2 separate regions of the Mus musculus genome follow, and region 1 is linked to region 2. Evidence: chromatin loops called from intact Hi-C (ENCODE). Cell type or tissue: gastrocnemius. All regions are shown on one strand. Each heading gives the region's core, and the rest is flanking DNA. Links, peaks and the distances in the headings are about the cores only.

Region 1 (8,341 bases), core at 97-8,096, 230 kb after region 2:
TGGTACATGGCAAGAAGTTTGGCCTTGTAGACTGCACACTGCCTCCACACTCTGCTATCAAGCTCAGCGGACTGTGTGCCTAACCGAAGAAACTGAGACCCATGAAGATAAGGGACGGGTTTGAGCCAGTGTTCTAGGTAGGTCATGGAGAATAGAGCAGCCAAAAAGGCAGTTTAAAAAGAACACAAGCATGAAATGAAAAATTAACCTGACAAAGTGGGGCTTATTCCAAGAATGCAATATTCCAGAGCTGTCAGTAAAATCCTTCACGTTAAAATGAAAGGGGAAAACCCACAAGGCACGCTGTCTACTAATGCCAAGAAGCACTTGACAAAGTTAAATAGCCATTGGTGATATAAACTCTCAGCGCACTGAGAATGAAAAGGAAATCACCCTGCTGATAAAGGCATCCATACAAGCCCTGTGAATCATATTACACCTAATGGTGAAAGACAGAACACTTCCTCTCTCTTATCAGATATGAAGAGAATGTCTGGTCTGATCAGTCCTACTTAACATGTACTGGAAGTCTTAGTTCAGTAATGCAAGTTAGGGTAACAAAGGCTATTCAAGTTAAAAGAAAGACAATAACTCCAGTTTGGCTATATTCTAATGATTCATCATAAGACACCCACACAAAACTTCTTTGAACTGCTGAGTGAACTCTCAAAGTGTCGGGATATGATCTCAAAGCATAGAAAGCAACTACACTTCTAGATCCACAACACCAAAAAATGAAAACAAATCTAAAAAAAAAGTGTTTATCTACAATAGCTTTAACCGTATGTATGACCTCTGAGCCCAGCACACATGTATGGAATGTGCATGTTCCAAAATGGTGATGGGAAGAAAGCAAAGGCTTTAGTAAGTGAAGAGGCGTGGCCACCAAGTAAAGCTGTCAACCCTGGTCAACACGCCAGGAGATGTTTTAAAAAACTGAGAAGCTAATTCTGAAATTCATATGAAAAGATAATACCATAAGAATAGACAAAACTATGTGTGCAAGAAGAACTGAGTGGGAGAATTCACCCCTCTTACCTCAGACTTATTATAGAGCTATAGTAACCAACACAGATATTTATGGGAACATACAGAAATAGATCAATGAAACGGAATGGAAGTTTAGGAACACTCCTACACAAATATGGTCCATGGATTTTTAGCCAAGGCACCAATGCAATTCAACTGTAAGCGAATGGTATTTTTAGCAAACAATACTGAGACAATAGCATTTGTATACCCAAAGAGAGGAACTCTGGTCCAGACCTCATACTCAGTACAACTCAGTGAACTCAAAGCGCTGCACAGAGCTTTAAGGTCAACATTTATAATGACAAAAATTCTAAAAGAAAGCATAAGAGAAATTGTTTTGATCTGGGGAGAGGCATAGATCTCTCAGATAACTACTGAAAGCATGACCCCCTAAAATCAAATATTGGGAATTTGACCTTTAGCACTGTGTACTTCCACACCTTGAAAAAGAAATAAGACAAATTAAAAGGAACCACTTGCAAAAAATCTAATCAAGGGCTTCTGTCGAGAGCACTCAACACTCAGTAATGAGAAACTATCAGCTTAGAAGTGGGGCAGATTCCCCAAAGTGGACCAGTAAGCAGACATATGATGAGACATCCACCATCATTATTAATTAAAGGAAATTCATATTAAACACAATAAACTGTCACCACTCCCTGATGTAGTGGCTCAGTACTCTCTGATTGTTTGTTTGTTTGTTTGTTTGTTTGTTTGTTTGTTTGGTTGGTTGGTTGGTTGGTTTGAGACAGGGTCTCCCTATGCAGCCCTGGCTGTTCTGGAACTTACTGTGTAGATCAGTCTGGCCTCAAACTCACAGAGATCCTCTGTCCCATGACTGCTGGGATTAGAGGTGTGCACCACCACACCTGGCTTCAGTATTTTCTGGACTGACAATGTCATGTCCTGATAAGGATGTGAGACATGCCCTCCCCTCCCAGCAGAAACACAAAATATCACAGCTCCTCTGGTGACCAGCTTAGCAGCTTCTTTGCAGAATTCGGTATGTATTGATCGGATGACTCTGAAGTCTCAATCCTCAGCGTTCAACTGAGAGAAAACAAAATTTGTTTTCATAGATGCAATGGCTCCAGTCACAGTGGAAGCTACCCAGGAAGCCTTCATCAAGCCAGTGGATAAATCATGTGACTAGTGCTTCTCATCTCTAATAATAAGGTAATAATGATAAGATAAGGAACGATGATAACAGATAACAATAGTCAACAAGCACAACTTGGATAACTCTCAAGAGACTTGTATGCTGAGCTACAGAAACTGAACTTCCTTCACACCATAGGTTCCGAGTCATAAAACCATGATGCTAGAAAACTGATTGTGTTCGAGGCTGGTGATCCGGAGAGAGACTGGCTATGTAGGGTGGCTTGGGAGTTGTGGAGTCACAGAACTGAGCTGTACTCTGGTCACAGTGAGCTGATGTTCAGTGTGCTAAATCCATAGATCTGCAACAACCAGCAATGTCCATTTGGCTCCACTTGAACTGCAAAACAAAACAGACGCCACTATTTCAAGGGAGAGGAAGACATAAAGCATAATCAAAGCGCATCCAGGAGAGGTGGCGGAGGAAGAATTCCAGTTAATCAGCTCCCTCTGAAAGAAGAGTTGGATTCTCTTTTAAAATAACCCCGTGAAAGCTACACCCATTTCAGGCCTTTGGCTGCCTCCTTAGATCTGTGTTTCCCTCCTACCAACAGAGCAGGCATTCCACAGTGGAAGCTTTTCTGCAGGATTCAAGCACGGGGCATGTCAAATTGTCTATCAGACTACCACCCATCAACAGCAGTCTCCGTCTTGCCCAGGTCCCTTCCTCCTGTGCACCCTGGATGCCCTCTCAGTGGCACTGACCCAAACTGGAGACAGTCACTTGTCCACTCACTTCCCTGGTATTTACAGACTCCTTGCTGGGCATGGGGCTCAGCCAGGGGCCCTGTTGCCAGGTAAGGCCCACGGCATATTCTGTAGAGCAGCTGCTCTCTTAAGGGCCAGCCGTGGTATGCCCTGCCCTGTTATCTCATTCCCCAGCTTAGCAGACTCCAAATGCTTTTCAGTACTTCATTCCTTTAGTGGGTGAAGATTTAAAGCAAAGGCAAAGAGATCCACAGCCAATATGGCAATGGGCAGCCTACCCGACCAGCACTTGTTTCTCTGCCTTCCAACCAATCCAGTCCGTACGATTATGTAAAATCATTTCTCAGCTTCCTAGCAGCAGAAAAACATCCATCCCCTTTCAAGTCCCAGAAGTACAACTAGAAGTGAGTGAAATTCGGTGGCTTATCGAGGTTGCACAGCTTATTGGTCTGGGACTAGAATTTAGAGTGTGAAAGCTTTGGTTTCGGTTTTCATAATCACACTAGAGAGTGAGATTTGTACACACCAAAACACTGCTAAAAAAATCCTTCGCCGAGAACTAGACAGAGATGGAAGAAATAATCTCCTGAGTATCTGCACAAGCAACTTTGGACAGAAATGCTTTGAAAACAGTCGTGTCCTGGGGGCAAGAGATGTTTTTGATAAAAACTATGATGACAGCAGTTTGCAATAGAGCCACATTCAGGGAACTGTTCCAGCATGCCAGAGGTTTGGGAGCTTTTAGCTCTCATAATTCACCCTAACACACGCCAACTAAGCTCAAGCAATGGGAAGAAGCTGACAAACCGCAAAGACCAGGAAATGCAGAGCAAAGACTGATCGGAAGAGCACTAGGAGGTAAACGCTTATCAAGAGGAGATCTGGGAGCACAGACTGGCCTTAGAATGCTCGATTTCCCAAGCACGTAGAGAGGCCGCCAGCCTGAAGGGGCCCAGAAGAGGAAGAAAGCAAAATGAACAGCTTTGCCTACTTGTCCAACATGCACTGAAAATGTGCCACTCAAGGAGAGTAGGCTTCAAGGCTGACCCCAGGCTGAACTAGACCAGGGCCATTTCCAGCATTTCCTTGAATTGGTCTCCATTTCCTCTTCAAGAGCAGAGCTGAAGTGACGGAATTCACTTGGGTCACCCACAGGGCAGTTCAGTCACATGGGACAATGTGACCCACCCATTCTGACCACACCAACCTCCAAAGCACAGCCAACTTATATGGGTGCATCTTTCCTTCTCCTTACGTCTCTCAGCTTCTGTTTCTTTGGAAAAGAACAACAGAGTTTGTCCTTGAAAAAATACATCTATCTCCCTGCTGCTTTGATTTCTATTAATAGTTTTTTGGGGAAAATGTCACCCTACATATTAAAGATTTGAACCAGGTAGAATTAGAGAAGGAAGTGTACGTGGGGGAGGGGGTGGATTTCATAGGACTCTATCTCCCACTCCACACCCTGGGGATCTCTAGCCAGTTCTGTTCTCTGCCCACTTCCTATGTGACCTGGAACACCAGGCAGCTTCTGTCCCTGCATGAAGCACCCACACTTTTCCTATGGCTGTTCGATGGAATGAAGTCAATGGACTCAGCACCTACCAGATCGCTAATTTGACTTGTGGGATTTGTCTTGGATAGAAATTAAATTCTAATACCTCATCTGCCACCACCATTCCCTGAGAGGTCAGAGAAGCTCTTGATGGACCCAGATGGCAAACTTCAATGGCAATCCTAGCTCTAAAAAACCTGACTGAGCAGCATGTCACCTTTCCCCTAGGGATCTTTTTCAGATTCCGTTCTCAACAAAATAGGGGGTGCATTGCAACAATGTCCTACCCAGACAGCCCTTTGTTTATGCACTTTGCATCCTATCTAGCACCTCTCAGCTTTCAGGGCCCCAGAACTTTGCGTGGGTCTTCAAATATCAAAGACCTGAGTTCTCTAATGTCATCCAATGAGACCAGATTGTCAGGCACCTGTGAGCAAATGACACACCGAAGACATTCTTCTCTAGCACGCTGGTCATGTGACCCCCATTCTCCTTCCCCAGCAAATCCCAGATAACTATTCCAATCTCTTTCCAGAGTATTGCAAAGGATTTCCCAACCAATGGAAGGAAATACTAAGGGGCTGCTGCCCCCTTCTGGCTAGGAGACATCCAAAGGGGAGCTGGGGAGGAAAACGACTCAAAAAGACTCAAAAGAGCAGGGACTTCCTAAGTTAATATGGATGCAAATATCATGATGGAGAAAAATGTAATGTCCATATTCTGGAAATGGCTAGGGCTGTTCTTAACAAGGAGTCACTTGGAAGCAGAAGAAATGTAGATAAAATGTATAAATTATAAGTATAGACACTTTTATTATAAGATGTCAGAAAATTCGAAAGTACAAACAAATGTAAGTAGTAGAGCCACCCGTCAGCCTGTGAGCAAGAAGTCAAGCATGGTACCCTAGTTGTCAAACAGAAAACGTCTCTGTGCAATTCAAGCTCAGGTTTCCTCTGGGTCAGTGAGAAAGTAAGCAAACTGCAGTTGTCTTTCACGTTACTGTGACCAAAGCATATGACCAGAGTGTATGAGCAGATGGGGGGCATTGTCCATTCAAACCTCCCCTGCTCTCCTACTGTGTGCTTACTTAGCTTGAAGACATAAGCTGCAGCCTTATCCTCACGTGGCTGGTGGTAGCCCTTACAGAAACAGAAAAGCAGCAGAAGAAATTATGGGATGTGCCATGTGTGCTTAAGGAGGAGGAGCAGGGAGCACCAGCTGGACCTGTGTTAGGATCTAGAAAGGCATGTCAAGTCAGCCTTGGAGAATGCCATGTTATACAGCGACCATGGAGAAGAAAGGAGCTGGTGTGGAGAGTGTATACGTACAGGCATGCGCATGGGAAAAGACAAGCATCCTTGGTCTTTCTTCTTTCTGGCTGTCTTCCCTGTGAGGATGAGAAAACAATGGGCCATCCGAGCGGGAGCTGGACCATGAACCACACTGCAGAAAGCAGTCATGGCCTGTCAGAGTTTACATACAATCCCTTGTCTATAAATAGTGCTTGCCTGCTCTTCCACGCCCCTCTGAAAATAGTGTCTGTCAATCTCACAGTGACTTTGAACTTAGTGGTGGGGTGTTATATTTGGTTTACTCTTTCCTGTCTATTTATATTTCTTTTGTTTACACAAACATTCCTGTCCAGTTATTACTGCCACGTCTGGGCACCTGCTGCCATTAGAAGAATGCAGAGCAACTTCATTCTGTGCAAAGGATAACTTCCAACTTTGCCCATCCCGCCCTCTGTTCCAATCTGTTCTTGGGTCTGGAAAGAGAACATTTCTCTCTCCATTGCCTCCAGCTAGATTCCCAGAACTGCTCTGTTTATACTTCACAGACATCCCAGGAAGGGAGCTGCATCCCACCCACTCTGTCATAAATAGGCTTTTTGCAGGACTGGCCTGCCTCCTGATGGCTGAAGCATCCTTAACCCGGTTCTCTGTCACTAAGGCCCATGACATATGCACAGGTCCCATACCCATATCTGTGCCCCTTACTCAACTAATGCCTGTCTTCTGTTCCTGGGTTCCCAGCTACTGCTTTTAGCGCCTCTCCACCCTTTCATGGGTTCTTCTCAGAAACTCCTTGTGTTCTACTTTCCACTGGATTGAGGATTCAGAGTCTTAGTGAAACTTTGGTCTTGGTTGAAGACAGAAACTGGTGCCACTGACTCCTGGAATAGAATGGAGCCCAGCTATGGGTCCAGCAGTTTCCTAGGGAGTCAAGAATCACTGGATGATCACTGTGGACGCCAGACTGTGGTCTACCCATTCTCCCAGACATAACAAGAACCAAGGCTCCTGAATGAGGTCCTGGCACTGTCGCTCGGATGTTGGGAGTTGCATGCAAGTTCACAAACTCCTATGAGTTTCAGTCTCCTCATTGTCAGTGTGTTTTCATTCTACAAAGTTTATTATTTTAAAAGTTACACACAAAAGTTAACCAGACTCATAAGTTATGAAGCTCAATGAACTGTTATACAGCTAGAATAAGTTTCAGATCATAAGCTGTGGGACTTCATGTTAAACTTTCTAGTTTTAGTATAGAATATATTTTATGAACTTTTTTTTAACCAAAATCATCAATAAAATGGAGAGCATGACAGTTACCTTTTATAGTTGTAAGACACAGAGTGGGGAGACTGGGTGCCAAATAATTAACTATCAAATAGCACTGCATCTCCGAGAAGTCCTTAACCCCCACCCCTGATCATCGTTAAAGCTCTGGGGTAGTGAGAAGCCAGCCTGCTCTTAAGTAGATGCCACACTACACAGGGCACAGGGATTGTGTCATTGTCAGGGTTTCTAGAGAATGAAACAGATACCCAGCCTTGGGATGCTCGAGATTAGAATCTCATGATGTGGTACTCAGCACCCTAAGTGGGCATCCTTTTCTTTTCTAATAAAGGATGAGCAGAGAGACAAGGGAGCCGAGAAAGAAGAGATGGGGTTGGGCCACCCAATGAGAGCATGCCAGGTGAAAAATGAGAAAGATCATACCACAGGGGGAAGGCAAGATAGTGGCCATCTCTTCTCTCAGATGCTCTTTCTCAATTTTGGCTCCTAATGCGTCTTCTCCTGGCTCCCTCTCACTGAGCACAAAGCCAGTATGGTATTTACTGCAGGTAATCGTGCCTTTTATTGCAGTCTCAAGCCAAGGGAGGAGAGAAGAGAATTTTAAAAAAACTTGGGGAAAAATATAGTTTAAGTGTTTCCAAGTTAAAATCTCTTCTCAGTATGTGTCTTTGATACTATAAATCACCTGATAAAATGAGGCCTTCTGTGGCCCAGTCCAGTCCTCCTTGCTTCTGGGAGGCAGGTTGGAATTAAAGCTCTAGTCAATGAAGGGATACAGTGGCTGAGGCAGACCTTCAACCAAGGAAAACAGATTCCCCTTCAATGAAGGCCACTTATCCTGAGAGAATAACCTTGGAGAGTCCAGCTTCACCTTAAAACTAGGCATTGAAAAGACTTATGCTCAGCTGTCTTTTGCCCTCCCCCATCACCTAGATGGCACCTACCTTCTGCAATTCCAAAGCAGGGTATGGAGAAGTGGCTCCTCACCCAGGGAATCCTCACCAGGTCTCCTTGAGAGGTCAAGGTGCTTCACTGTCTTTTGTAAATGTCTGTCCCCTTCTCCTTAAGTTTATGCTGTGCATTCTGCTTACCCGACTGCTGCCTTTTGAGTCTCCATGGCCTTGTTTACTGCTACCCAAGGGACCTGTTACACTAGCTCCTAAGTCCTAGTGTTCTCCAACCTGGAAGTTGGTCAAGAAACCATTGTATTTTCATTGGCTGTCATTTGTGAAATCCTTATTGTAGGCCAGGTACTGGTAGCAAGCTGTGTCACCCACTGGTGAAGTAAACATGGGTGTTCTCTATGACTATA
Region 2 (8,341 bases), core at 255-8,254:
GAGAGCTATCACAGACCTGCTAGACAAAGCCTTTGGTGCCAGGGTTCTAAGAAATTTATCTAAGGGGTTAGACCATTGGCTTTGCTCCAATGGTTGAAAAGACGTTTAAATCAAAACTCCTTGCATTTGCAGAATCAAGACATGGAGGGAGAAAGTGGTCGAGCCCCGAGATTGTAATAACTCATAGGTGAATGCCTACCCAGAAATTATGGGATCTGAACCTGAACCTGTAGATAGTGGATGGTTAGCTACCTACGTGTGTTTTATTTGAATTCCACCCAGTAGCAACTGGTCACTCATACAAATGTCTGTCCATTTAGCACAGAAACAGACTTGGATGTCACCTTTGAAGCCTGCCTGTGGGCAAGCTTCAAAATCTGGAGCTGCTTTCAGATAATAACCACAAAGCACACGATTTGCATGCTGTCTCTTTATCGAATCCTCTTCTCTGCCTCCAATAACGGATGAGAGGCTCCTCTTGGTTCTCCCCACGCCTTAAGAGGTCTCCCATAGGTAGCTTGCAAAAACAAGTCCCAAAACCTAGAAATCACAGCCTTTGACATGGAGAGAATTACTTTTCAAATTACAATAGTCGTCTCTTCACCCATGTTCAACCACCCATCTGAACCCAGAGACACCTTTAAAAGAAAGCAAACCAGAGAGGCGAGCAGCAGATTGGAAATGTACAGCCTTCTACACATAGCTGTTAATAAATCAAAAGCAGTGAGTTTTGCCCAGAGTTAGCAGGGAGTCTGTGGTTAATGACAATGGAATCAGACCTGGCAAGGGATCACAAGATGACACACTGGTCCACACCCCTTATCTCAAGTTGGAAAACAGAGACTGGCTGCCATGTGGAACCAGCACATGAATGGCTTGCATTCTTTTGGAGCTGGAAGGTGTCTGAGAGTTTCCTAGTCAAGTCCTTCACTTCACAGAAGGAGTCATTGTGATACAGGGAAGTGAAGGGACTTGCCTGAGAACACACAGAAAATCAGACTCATCAGTGAGTGTGTGGTACCCACACTCCTGATTCCCAGCATGCTCGTTTTTCTGCCTGTTCAACCCCAAGAGACATGTGATTATTTCCTCCAGGGTACCTTCTGTCCACCACTCTCGATTTCCTATCATTTCTTTTTGCCTCTCTTTACTTATTTCAATCTATTTTAATATTTCATTTCCTTTACATTTTTCCCTTTTGATGACTGGCCAAACTTGAAAGAAAGCATGTAGAAGGCAAAGTTAAAGTGAGAACTGGAAGGGTTTTAATCGAAAGGAGGTTAAAGCAATAGTTTTGTCTTAGTGATGGTGACATGAGGTTGGCTCTTTCTGAAGATAGCACTTTACAGTGATCTTTCCTCATTCTTAGAGATTTTAATGGATGCCTGAAGCCTCAAAGTGTGTGTGTTGTTTTCTATGCATATGACTAAGACAAGATTTAACATGTAAATACAATACAGTAAGACTAACAACCAATAACAAAACAGAACAATTACAGCAGCGTACTGTTGTGAAAGCCATTTTAAATTCACGAGCTTTATATTTCTGGAATTTTCCATCTAAGATGTTCAGATTCTTGTTGGCCATGGGTAATGACAACTGGAAAAGTGGGACTCTCTCCCCTTAGATAATCTCTGTCTAATTGTTGATGGTTGTTATAGATGACCTTACAAGGCTCCCATCTAAAAACTGTTCACCATTTCCTCTTTTGCTTCCTCCTCTTCTTCTCTGTACATTAAAAAGTGACCAAATGGTTCAATTTAATAAAGCAATATTTGGTAAGAAATTTAATTTCAATTGCTAACAAAAGCTGGCAGATCTACAAGATCTCCAGGAGAGGGCTAGTGTGGATAGCTGGGAGCTTTAGGGAGCTGACATCAAGTGAAGTCCAAGGTGATGTCTCAGAAACACAGAATTCCCCTAAACAGAACCACTCACTGCCTCCATAGCTATTGAGTTGTTCTCTGTGACTCTGAGGTGATCTTGGGCATAAAACTGCCTTGAAGTAAGACTGTGTAAGGGGTTCAAGGTTGGTTGGGTAGCTGATCAGTCAAGATCCCTTCTTAGTGTGAGAATCACATGCTAGAGATCTGGTGCCTTGAATACATGTGGGTACCTTCTCCAAGTCTGTCACTGATATAATGTAAAATTATTTTGGGCTGTGCCTGGATAAACACTTTTAAATTTAATAGTGATATTTACATTGTATTAATCCATCAAATCTATTTCTAGAGATATAAAACTTCCCTAAAGTACTTTTATTGGGAAACTTGACTTCTGGCTACGTAGGCTAATTTGTAATATGTAGAGCTTTCCTTCAAGAATATCTTTAAAAGCTGGGAAAATACTTTAAAAGTCATTTGAAGGCTCCATTTATGGCTTGGCTGAGGAAACTCTGGAAGACCAAATTTCCAACATTTAAAAACTATGTCCCAGGACTTGAGGGTGACGGTAACTGGACTGTACAAAAGAAGCTGGGTACAGGGTGAAATTATCTTTCATCTTTGTTTTGTGGTTAAGGGTTTTAGGTTTCTAGTTTAAGAGCAAGCCATAGTTGGGTCATGAAGTGGGAACAAGTTACAGATGATGAAGAAAAGGAAAATTCTCAGTCATACCTGAGATATCAACAGTCCTCTTTAGGAAATGAGAACATTTTAAAAATGTCAGTAAAGAGAAAGATGGTCCTCTATGCAACTCTGACCCCATTGCCATCTGTGGAACACCACACTGATTTGTTCAAGATATGCATTCTGTTCAAGGATGTGTGGTCTGTTTATCACAACAAGCTGTGTGCTGGGCACAGATCATGTCCCAATCAAGTCAAAGAAAGAATATAAAATTAAGCTATAAATCCATAAGAGGAGGAAATGCCAGCAAGCTGTTGAGGTAGAGAAACCATTCTCAGCAATAATGAGGGAAAACTATAAATACACAGAATAGCAAGAGTGGATTTCAAAGATGTTATGCTCAGTCAAAGATGCTTTGGAGAAAATATTTTATCTGATTCGACACTTTTTAAAAACTAGGTTTTAAAAAATGATGTGCATGTATGTACGCCTGTGTGTGGGTGTATGTGTGTGAAAGTGCGGGTATCCATGGAGACCAGAAGAGGGTGTGAGATCTTCTAACTCTAGAGTTTACAGGGGGATGTGAGGTGCCTGGTGTGAGTACTGGGAATTGAACTTGAGTCTTGTGAAAACAGGATATGCTCGTAACCTCTGAACCATCTCTCCAGCCCTCTGATTCAGCTCTTAGAAAGTTCTAGAGCAGCCAGCAGGAAGAATCTGCTATACACTTACCTCTGCAGTGGGAGGAGTGAGAATTGACTGGAAAGAGATACTAAGGAATTTCCTGGAATAATAATAGCTTAGATTACAGGGTACACATTTGTCAAAACATTCAATGTTCATCTAAGGTATATGCCATTTATTTTATGTACACGTATCTAATGATAAATATCCATTAAACAATATCGAATTCAACTTAATTAAATGCAAGCAGAAGTATTTTAAGAAAGAAGTCCTGATGTCCTTTATTTATTCTGAAATTCATCAAAGAATGAAGATGGATTGGTGAACAGAGGGATAAGTAGATAGAGAGACACGAAAGAAGCCAAGTATTGTAAATTCAGATGGTGGGATCTAGTCTGCGGATATAACCATTCAGTATAATATTACCTCTCCCTTACATCTGAAATTCCCATAATGAAGAACAGAATGAAAATGAGCGCATTTTGAAATAACTGGACAGCAGCCAGAGCATTGTGGGTGTGAGGGACAGGATCTCTGGAAGGGGACAGTGCAGGAAGAAAGAGGCTCAGCCTTGATGCACTTCCCCCTGAGGCACAGGCAGGTTTGTAAGTGGTGGCTGGGAAGACATGACTGATATGAGCTTCAACAGTCTTTGCAGGCTCCAGAGATGGACATTGGAGTTAAGATTCACCAAGGAACAGTGCCTCTTAGTAGTGACTATTGCAAGCCCGCTTAGTGCCAGGAAGGAAACAAAGCAGAAACACCTTTAAAAGGAGAGAAATTCAGGTATTAAACATCTCAATCCAAAGATGAATTTTCTTCAGTCTGATTGCATCATAAAGACAAAGGAAATTTTTTTATTGTTTTAAAAAAAGAACAGTGTGCTTTAAATGATTTGTACAATTCTATCTATGCACTCTATATCCTTCAGTTGTGAATTATTAAGAAATGGGTCTAAATCATCAAGGACCTAAAGAAAAAAGTCATAACACACATATAAGTGGCGTCCTACAGGTAAGGAGATATGAATCAGAAGAGATCACATCACAGTGTTAGAAAGCGAATGGAAGACACCGATTGACATACCCAAGAAATTAAGCAAAACTGAGTGTGTATAAATAAAAAGAAAAGCACCTTTCCCCCTGGCAAATTGTAGCAAATCCATTGAAAACAAAAATAGAAAGAAAAAGTCATCAAAGAAAAGTCATAAAAGCATACCTTTTATTCTGTTGCAGTCAGAAGATGGGGTGGCGAGGCAACAAAGGCACATAAATAAGAGTAGAAAATAGATGGCAATCTCAAATCTTTTATCTAGGAACAAAAATATTCTTCAAAATGGCTGAAATAAAGTTTCCCTTGGACTATTGAAATCTGAGGAGTACCTTGTTGAAGAATGTGCAGTCATGGAATGTTAATGGCAGTTGCTCTGGCATGGTGGAAATGATTTCATGGAAAAGATGGAGACGGGAGCGAAGTGACACAGCAATGTAAGACTTAAGTATGAGGGGAATGTGGCTGTGTATTAGCAATGGAGCTGTGCCTTGTAGACTTAAATCGCTGTAAGCAGACAAAAGACAAGCGAGCTGTGAGTGGGCGAAGGACTGAGACATTCATGCATTCTGTGGGAAGGGATAAAATGCTTGGACACGTTGGACTCTAAACATTGGAGTTTAGGGCACTGAAGAGAAGCTTAGTGGTTAGGGATACTTGCTGCTCTTGCAGAGCTCCCAGGACTGGTTCACAGCACCCACCATGTGGAAGCCCACCGGAACTGAAGCTTCAGAGGATGTCTGAGAACTCTTGTGGCCTCTGTACACATAAACACTGAAGACAAAACCCTTATACAAACAAAATAAGATAAAATAAACATTTTCTAAAATTAATATTTTAATAAATATATAATTTTCAAGCAACATAAGCATAAGATATGATTATCCAATCCAAGACATCTACAAACTAAACCTATAAAACCTTTAACCATCAAGGATTCATTTTTCTAAGTGATATAAATCTGGCATTATATTTATTTGCTTTTAAATAAGAGAAAATAATCATATTCAAATAATAAATAGGTTTCTAATAAACCTATTTTGGGGCTTTGTGGGTAATTTATAAAAAATGTTTCTTCAAAGTTATTTATTCGCCAACTGTTGGATATGGAAACCAGGGCCTTGGTAGGTAAGAGTTCTACCACTGAGCTACACCCTAGCTTCCAAAATTACTTCGTATAAAGAGAATAAGATCAATTAATTATTATTTTTTCTTTTTTTCGAGACAGGGTTTCTCTGTATAGCCCTGGCTGTTCTGGAACTCACTTTGTAGACCAGGCTGGCCTCGAACTCAGAAATCTGCCTGCCTCTGCCTCCCAAGTGCTGGGATTAAAGGTGTGACCCACCACGCCCAGTTCCAATTATTTATTTATTTATTTATTTATTTATTAGGTATTTTCTTCATTTACATTTCCAATGCTATCCCAAAAGCCCCCCCTCCCCTCCCCTACCCACCCATTCCCACTTCTTGGCCCTGGCGTTCACCTGTATTGAGGCATATAAAGTTTGCAAGACCAAGGTGCCTCTCTTTCCAATGATGGCTGACTAGGCCATCATCTGCTACATATGCAGCTAGAGATACGAGCTCCAGGGGGTAGTGGTTAGTTCATATTGTTGTTCTACCTATAGGGTTGCAGACCTCTTTAGCTCCTTGGGTACCTTCTCTAGCTCCTCCATTAGGGGCCCTAAAAAATTGAGTTTAAATGCTATCTCTATGACAACCACAGGTTCACGAATAGGAGGAATGTTTAATACGCTAACCCAGGGGATTAAGTTCAAAGAAATCCATAAAAGAGAGGAAGGGGAGCCTACGACAGATGAGGCAATCCAAACACATTCATTAGTTATTGATGCATTTGTTAATATGTATATGAATACAATGAAATAAATGAACCTAGATAACTGACCAAAAGTGTGCTATACAGCAACTGCATAAAAAACTGTAGAGTATCAAGACATCAATCCAAAGAAAGATGATGGCCCTATAGCCCTATACAGACACCAGACACAATAGGCAAGCAAGACTAGAAATAAGGAAGGAGAATGTAGAACAATGTTTAATTGACGTAAAATCCAAACACTCATATACCCCGTACTGTATGTTTATTGACAGGGAATATAACACAGAGAACAAAACACAGACAGGAAGAAGAAAGAGGAACCAACAAAACCAAATAACTTCAAACCAGCAAAACAACAACCAAAACCCATCATAGTATATAAAACTTTAATATGCATTTCCCCCAAATTCATAGATCAAATGAACAAAAAAAAATCACAATAAAGTTATGAAAGATTTGCACAATGTGGCAAATCAAATCGGCTTACTGGCAACACATTTTACTTACTGCAACTGCTGTGTGTGGAACGGAAGTGAGCCAGCTCTAGCTCAGCTTCCTATGAGGGAGTCCCAAACATCAGTGTAGCATCTGGAGTCATTTGAAGGGTTAGATGATGTTCCCAGGAAGAAGCACTTTCTCTCTCAATGCCACATGACTGTACAAGGGGAAGGCATCCACTTGCAACCAGGAGATGAACCCTTGCTAGGATCTAACCATGGAATTCTAAACTCTGGAAATGTGGAAAAATATACTCCTGCTATAAGTAACCTAGTTTATGGTGTGTTATTATGGCCACTAATCATGCCTGACTGTCCTCTGAGCTACATGACTGCCATCTTGGGGCAGTCAACTGTGTGCCCCTTGATAAAGAGTATTCCAGATGAGCTTGTTCATAGCGTGCTCCTCCTCTCAGAGGATCAGAGAGGGTCAGGGAATCTTCACTTGAGCATCCAGTTGCTTTCAACTCTGCTTTAATTGCACACAGCCTGGGGGAGGAGCTAGAGTAGACAGGACTGGAAGACCCAAATCAGGACTCCATCTATGCAGCTATGGTGAATCCTTCATCCCTGCTGGGTAAAGCATCCACATCCTGTAAGCGACTCTTCATCTAGTCTCTGTAAGGAAGCCCTCCAAACTCATCCGTTCCCTGGTGTGAGCTTTAGTGGAATAGTGCTTTGGTTGCTCCTTGGGATCTAAGAAGCAGGGGTAGTTTTGCTTGGGGTGGGTTGGGGGATTTTAGCCATGCCACTGGAGCTGACTAACACAGCATCCAAGAGTTACTTTTGAGTATACTGTAGCAAGCAATTAAAACCAATAACAAGTTGGAGCACGAAACAAGAGTCAGAAGTATCAATGGTTTAAAATAATATGTTACACTTTCTTGGGAGACAACTTTATAGTAAATGCTGAAGAAACATTGAATATTAATTCATTTACTTTTGTGTGACTCACAAGATAAGTTAAATATTTAAACTAATTGTTAAAATGTAAGCAGATATATGTATCAAAAGATGGCCTAGTCGGCCATCACTGGAAAGAGAGGCCCATTGGACACGCAAACTGTATATGCCCCAGTACAGGGGAACGCCAGGGCCAAAAAAATGGGAATGGGTGGGTAGGGAAGTGGGGGGGGGGTATGGGGGGCTTTTGGGATAGCATTGGAAATGTAATTGAGGAAAATATGTAATAAAAATATTTTTAAAATGTAAGCAGTTGTATGGGACTCAAAGCAATAAATAAAGGCAAATATGATTAAGAAATAATTAGAGCTAAAATTAATTTAATTTAATTTAATCTAATACTATCTTGAGAAGTCAGAAGACAAAGGACCAACTAAATAAAAGCAGTAAGTAATAAAATTATGGCATAAAACTGAAATTAATATAAGAGAAAACAAAGTTATTACAGAGAAGTTAAAATTTTTAAATGATTTTGTTAAACATCTTCAAAAATGACTAATATAATATAATTAATACTAGATATACTTCATCTTGGCAAAGCTCATTAGCAAAGCTCTGTAAGACACAGATTAATATTATCTAGAATAAAAGGGAAATAATCAATTCTAAACAATTTGAGTATTTTTTTTCCAATTTTTTATTAGGTATTTTCTTCATTTACATTTCAAAGGCTATCCCAAAAGTCCCCCATACCCTCCCCCACCCCGCCGCTCCCCTACCCACCCACTCCCACTTCTTGA

Evidence for each region. Peaks named below come from ENCODE experiments on the same cell type or tissue, not always from the same donor. Only the 100,000 strongest peaks of a DNase experiment are listed, where the experiment ranks them.
Region 1: a loop joins it to region 2, with 2.4 times the contacts of the local background. A loop is called at or near these places in 6 of 42 quality-filtered maps.

The regions. Positions count from the first base shown.
Region 1 is chr6:126,400,903-126,409,243 of GRCm38, forward strand. No RefSeq gene overlaps it. Among named protein-coding and RNA genes, the nearest start is that of Gm33276, 39 kb to the left of the region's middle. In gastrocnemius, for the core only: a CTCF peak has its summit at 5,054 (motif pointing left); DNase peaks (open chromatin) are centred at 2,909 and 5,030; H3K4me3 peaks cover 955 bases; H3K27ac peaks cover 2,174 bases.
Region 2 is chr6:126,171,467-126,179,807 of GRCm38, forward strand. No RefSeq gene overlaps it. Among named protein-coding and RNA genes, the nearest start is that of Ntf3, 11 kb to the left of the region's middle. In gastrocnemius, for the core only: no CTCF peak of the experiment used is centred there; no DNase peak of the experiment used is centred there.